Linked DNA regions of Homo sapiens: region 2 is linked to region 1. A link is an interaction called in ENCODE POLR2A ChIA-PET data of the cell type or tissue named here. Cell type or tissue: PC-9. All regions are shown on one strand. Links, peaks and the distances in the headings refer to the core of each region. The heading gives the core; the rest is flanking DNA.

Region 1 (2,924 bases), core at 208-2,707:
ATCTCCCTCATTGTCACATGAAATTGATTTCCTCTCCTCTTGAATCTGGGCTGGCTTTGTGACTTGTTTTGACAAACAGAATGCAGCAGAAGTGACACTGTGCAGATTCTGGGTCTAGGCCTTAAAAGACCAGGCAGCTTCCACGTTTGCCCTCTTGGAGACCCCAAGCCACCATGGAAACAGGTTCAGCTACCCAGATGGATAGAGCACGTGCAGAGAGAAAGATGCCAAGCCCCAGATGTCCCAGGCATCACAGTGAGACACCAGACATATGTGTAAAACTATCTTGAATTCCCAGCTGCAGGCAGTGAACTGTCCTAAGTCCAGCAAACACAAATTGCAGAATTGTGGATAGATAGGTGGTGGTTGTTTTAAATCACTAAACTTTGGGATAGCTAGTTACAAAGCAATAGATAAATAAACATAGATACTATGACGGATGGAAATTACTGCAAATTCTGTTGAGTTCCACATATCAAAGGATACAGGCCATCTCCCTTTCCCTTGAATTTGGGCTGGCCCCATGGCTTAGCTTTGACTAATATCTTACTTCCCATGCTCGACGGTTAGCTGGACAGTTCTTCTGCTGGGCTTGCCTGGGCTCACTTAGTTGGCTGCATTAAGCTGGGCTGGAAGATCCAAACAGCTTCACTCACAGGGCTGGGAGTTGGCACCAGCTATCAGCTGTAGCATCTTGGTTCTCTCCCCCATGCTGTCTTGTCTTCAGTAGACTAGACCAGTTTCCTTACATAGTGACCTTAGGGGCCCTTAAGCACCATGAAGCTGAGTGTCTAGAACTTGTACATTGTCACTTCTACCACATTCTATTGGTCAAAGCAAGTCAAATGGTCAACCCAGGTTCAAGAGATGGAGAACTAGTAGAAAACTGAGTAGTTTCTCTACCTGTTGATGAGAAGAACTGCAAAATATGGTGGCCATGTTTTTCAATCTATCACCCATGGGCAAACTGTACCACAATAATTGTAGTTAATGCCAGACATTTTTTGCTTAAGAATATAAGAGCTACACAGAACAAAACTAGAATGATTGTCTGCATCAGGGGTCCCCAACTCCTGGGTTGTGGACCAGTACTAGTCAGTGGCCTGTTAGGGACCTGGCCACACAGCAGGAGGTGAACAGCGGGCAACCGAGTATTACCTGCCCGAGCTCCGCCTCCTGTGAGGATCAGCCGAGGCATCAGATTTTCATAGGACCGTGAACCCTACTGTGAACTGCACATGCGAGGGATCTAGGTTGCGCGCTCCTCATGAAAATCTAAGTAATGCCTGATGATCTGAGGTAGAACAGTTTTATCCCAAATCATTCACCACTACCACCCCTCCTCCAACCTCCACCCCTCGCACCCCTTACCCCCATCCCTGTTCATGGAAAAATTGTCTTCCACAAAACTGGTCCCTGATGCCAAAAAGGTTGGGGATAGCTGGTCTACATAATACATGACATTTAAAAATTCAGCTCATGACAGCACTGTATCATCATTTTATTTCAGCCTGAATGTCAAAACTACCTTAATTTTTCTTTTTCTTTTTTTAGGAAGCCAGTTTTAAAAAAAATACCAATGTTTGGCTGGGCACGGTGGCTCACGCCTGTAATCCCAGCACTTTGGGAGGCTGAGGCGGATGGATCACAAGGTCAGGGGATCGAGACCATCCTGGCTAACACGGTGAAACCCCGTCTCTACTAAAAATACAAAAAAATTAGCCGGGCGTGGTGGCGAGCACCTGTAGTCCCAGCTACTCGGGAGGCTGAGGCAGGAGAATGGCGTGAACCCATGAGGCAGAGCTTGCAGTGAGCCGAGATCGCGCCACTGCACTCCAACCTGGGGGACAGAGGGAGATTCCGTCTCAAAAAAAAAAAAAAAAAAAAAAAATACCATTGCTAAAGCTAGGTCTCCAACTAACCAGGGTAGACACCATTGCTGGTAAGAACTGTTTTCCCCTGAAATCCTGTTAAACCTGGGAAATGGAGAGTAAGGAGGAATTGGAATACGAAAGCTGCAAATGCATGAAGATCAGTCAGGTAAGACCCCTAGATTCCTGGGCAGGCCCCCAGCTACTGCCAATCCTACTGTAAACACTGCTGTAAAAATGTACATTTTTTACAATTAGACTTAACTTCTCTGGAATTAACCTTGAGTGATTAATAGCTCGAATTCTACTAAGAACCAGATATTGTAGAGAATCCTTTAGTTCATGAATTCCACAAATATAAGTTTGCTGAACTAGAAGAGTCTGAGAATATCTACCTTTAGTCATGAGTCAGAAATAAGTGGTGGTAGGCCAGGCGCAGTGGCTCACATCTGTAATCCCAGCACTTTGGGAGGCCGAGGAGGGTGGATCACTTGAGGTCAGGAGTTTGAGACCAGCCTGACCAACATGGTGAAACCCTGTCTCTACTAAAAATACAAAATTAGCCATGTGTGGTGGTGCACACCTGTAATCCCAGCTACTTGGGAGGCTGAGGCAGGAGAATCACTTAAACCTGGGAGGCAGAGGTTGCAGTGAGCCGAGATTGCGCCACTGCACTCCAGCCTGGGTGACAGAGTGAGACTCCGTCTCAAAAAAAAAAAAAAAAAAAAAAAGGAAATCAGTAGTGACAAATCCATGTCTACACTTGATATAAAAAGTAAACTTACCTATTTAAAGGAACCTTGTGATGATTGTGTTTCTCACCTTTTATCATCTAGAGCTGCAGTCCCCAATCTTTTTGGCACTAGAGACTGGTTTTTTAGAAGATAATTTTTCCACCATTTGCGGGTGGTGATGGAGTTTCAAAATGAAACTGTTCCACCTCAGATCATCAGTCATTAATTAGGTTCTCATAAGGAGCATGCAACCTAGATCCCTCACATGTGCAGTTCACAATACGGTTTGTGCTCCTATGAGAATCTAATGCTGCTGCTG
Region 2 (2,924 bases), core at 320-2,819, 56 kb after region 1:
CTTGCATGTCCAATGACAATTCTAAATGGGCAATTACTAGAACCATGACCCAATAAGTTAAACACAACTGACAAATCATACCTCTTGGGGAGGAAAATCTGAGTCCCCACCAGGCAATAACCTAAATTTGCTGAAGTACTGGCCAAGAATGGGAAAATTGAGAGTGGGTGGTATAGGAGAGAGATAATGCATATCATTTATGACCCTGAGACCAGTTACACAGTAGATGCTGCAGCTTATCCTAGAAACCCTTGTCTATCAAGTCTTTTGGAGAGGTAAATACTGGACACACCTCAAAGACCCTACGGCAGAATGGACTAAGTGTGGGGCAGATCTGCACATGTATTAGATTCCTCTTGCACTCTGACTCATACCCTCTCAACTAACCTTTACTCCAGTCCTTGCTGCAGCAACCAAAGATGTAGAGATGTAACCAGACAGCAACTCATTTTAGTTGTTTAATGTATATTTCACTTTCTGCCCCTGTGCCTCACTGCCACTGCTGTTGGACATACCTGTAGGAGCCAATTCAGCCATTCTATACACAAGGAAATCTGCAAATATTAACATCCTATGAAATAACCCCTGTCCAATAGGGAATGGAAACTAACGAATAAATACTCCCTTCTTGGTAGAACAATTCTGAGGTACATTCTATATGACTCCTGAAGGGTCCTTAGTGATATCGAGCCCAAATCAGGTTAATCATGTAAAGGAAACTAAAAAATTTACAAAATCACTGCATGGGTCTTATGCCATTCCTTGTTTTACTCTTTTCAGTCCCTCACTCATGTTTCCTAGGCTCAGTCGCGTTCCGATAAATGTTTAATAACTGCCTCTCCAGGAAAATAAAATGATCTTGGTTTGTAGTGTTTGCCTATTTCTGTGATATAAATACACCATAATTTCAAGCTACCAACATGACATCACCAAATCTGCAGTTGGATAGAGGTGTACACAATTGTACCTTGGATGCCAGTATGAGTTGAGTCCAGCACACTACTGCTTGGGAGTGTGTCTCAAAAAAAATTACTGCATGCAAACATTTGTCTCAGAAGATATAGGGTGAAACAAAAAAAGACAAAAAGCTACCAGTCTGAGCCAATTACCAGACAATGATGGGTGTACCGACATTAGCCATGGATACCAATAAGAAGAGAAAAAAAATCTTAGGTAGAAGAGGAAAGAATTTCAATTGTATAACAAACTGGTGATAGGAAGAAGTTGTAGGAATGGGCAGGGGGTATGAATTTTAGAATACTCAGAAGTCTCTAGCCTTTGCAACTAGATAGACAATAATGCTATTTCCAGAGACACAGAATACAGGATTATAATGAGTTCATTTTGGGATCTATTTAGTTTGAGACTTTTTTCATGATACCAAGAAAGAGACAGTTAGTGGGAAATACAGGTCTGAAGCTTAGGTAAGAGATAAGGGTGTGGAAGCTATAGCAAGGTATTGTGAAATTTTATTGTTGATAACTACTTATATTCCTGGAATATCCTGCCGCCCTTCCTCTGGCTCCAGTCAGACAGCAGTGAGGTTTTCTGATTACTGCCCTCAGGCTAGAACTGTTACTACAGAAATGAAAAGAGAAAGATAAGTCAATGCTCAGCTTATAAGTTTTAAAATAGAGCTTTGAAACTCCTGGTAGAAAAAAATATGTTGACACTGGGTATGATGGCACATGCCTGTAATCCCAGCACTTTAGGAGGCCAAGGCAGGCAGATCACTTGAGGCCAGGTGTTCAAAACCAGCCTAGCCAACATGGTGAAACGCTATCTCTACTAAAAATAGAAAAATTAGCCAGGCATGGTGGCACATACCAGTAATCCCAGCTACTCAGGAGACTGAGGCAAGAGAATCACCTGAACCCAGGAGGCAGAGGTTACAGTGAGCCAAGATAGCACCACTGCACTCCAAACCTGGGATTATAGGCGTAAGCCACCGTGCCCAGCCATAACAAATCTCTTTATATATCTGCATCCTATTGGTTCTGTTTCTCTAGGGAACCATAATACAGGGTCTTTAATCTGTCAGTCTGGAACAGTTCCTCCAACTTTCTTGACTTCTATGTCCTTGACACTTTTGAAGATTACAGGGCAGATATTTTGTAGTACGTTCCTTAAATTGGATTTGTTTTCTCATGATTAGATCCAAGTTATGGAGGAAAAGCAATGGGTTGCAAGATTTTGGTTTATCAAATGTTCACTTTGATCATTTGATTAAGGTGGTATATTTCAGCCTTTTAATCTATGTAACTAAGTACTTTCTGGAAATATATGTTGAACCCTGTAAAAATCTCATTTTTCATTGAACTTTGAATGTACTCATTTATTATAATTTATATCTGTAATGAACACATGGTACCAGAATTATTCATTGGATTATAATCTGTTGCTATCATAATTTATTTTAGTGCTCAAGTTAGGCCATCTTTGGCCAGTGGGAGCTTTTTTCAGGTTGGTTCCTGTGTCCTTTTATTCTGTCTCCATCATTACTTTCATTATTTTCTGGGATAACAAGATGTTTCAGGCTCAACTTTTATTTGCCTTGTCCTAGTCCTGGAATCAGCCATTTTTCCAAGGAGCCCTGGTTTCTTTTAGTAAAAAGTTAAAATATGGATGCAAGATATGCTCATTGCTTTTGGGGTGTCATTGTTCCCAGGCCCTCTTAGAATACAAATGTAGAAAATATTTGTGTGTGTGTGTGTGTGTGTGTGTGTGTGTGTGTGTATGCAGCAGAGGTTTACATCTACATTTATTTATATACTATATATATATGTTAAAAACTTTTGAGTTCATATCAACACCACCAATTTCATTATAACAACACAAGACTCATTCAAGTTTTCTCTTTCCATTCTTGTAACTTCTTCAACAGTGACTAATGTGGTTCTCATTATCATTCATATATTCACTTA

Evidence for each region. Peaks named below come from ENCODE experiments on the same cell type or tissue, not always from the same donor. Only the 100,000 strongest peaks of a DNase experiment are listed, where the experiment ranks them.
Region 2: POLR2A ChIA-PET joins it to region 1 with 10 read pairs; 6 of 35 experiments call an interaction of 5 or more read pairs at or near these places.

Annotation. Positions count from the first base shown.
Region 1 is chr15:56,053,514-56,056,437 of GRCh38, reverse strand. No RefSeq gene overlaps it. Among named protein-coding and RNA genes, the nearest start is that of NEDD4, 61 kb to the right of the region's middle. In PC-9, for the core only: no CTCF peak of the experiment used is centred there; no DNase peak of the experiment used is centred there.
Region 2 is chr15:55,997,261-56,000,184 of GRCh38, reverse strand. No RefSeq gene overlaps it. Among named protein-coding and RNA genes, the nearest start is that of NEDD4, 5.1 kb to the right of the region's middle. In PC-9, for the core only: no CTCF peak of the experiment used is centred there; DNase peaks (open chromatin) are centred at 324 and 1,544; H3K27ac peaks cover 1,579 bases.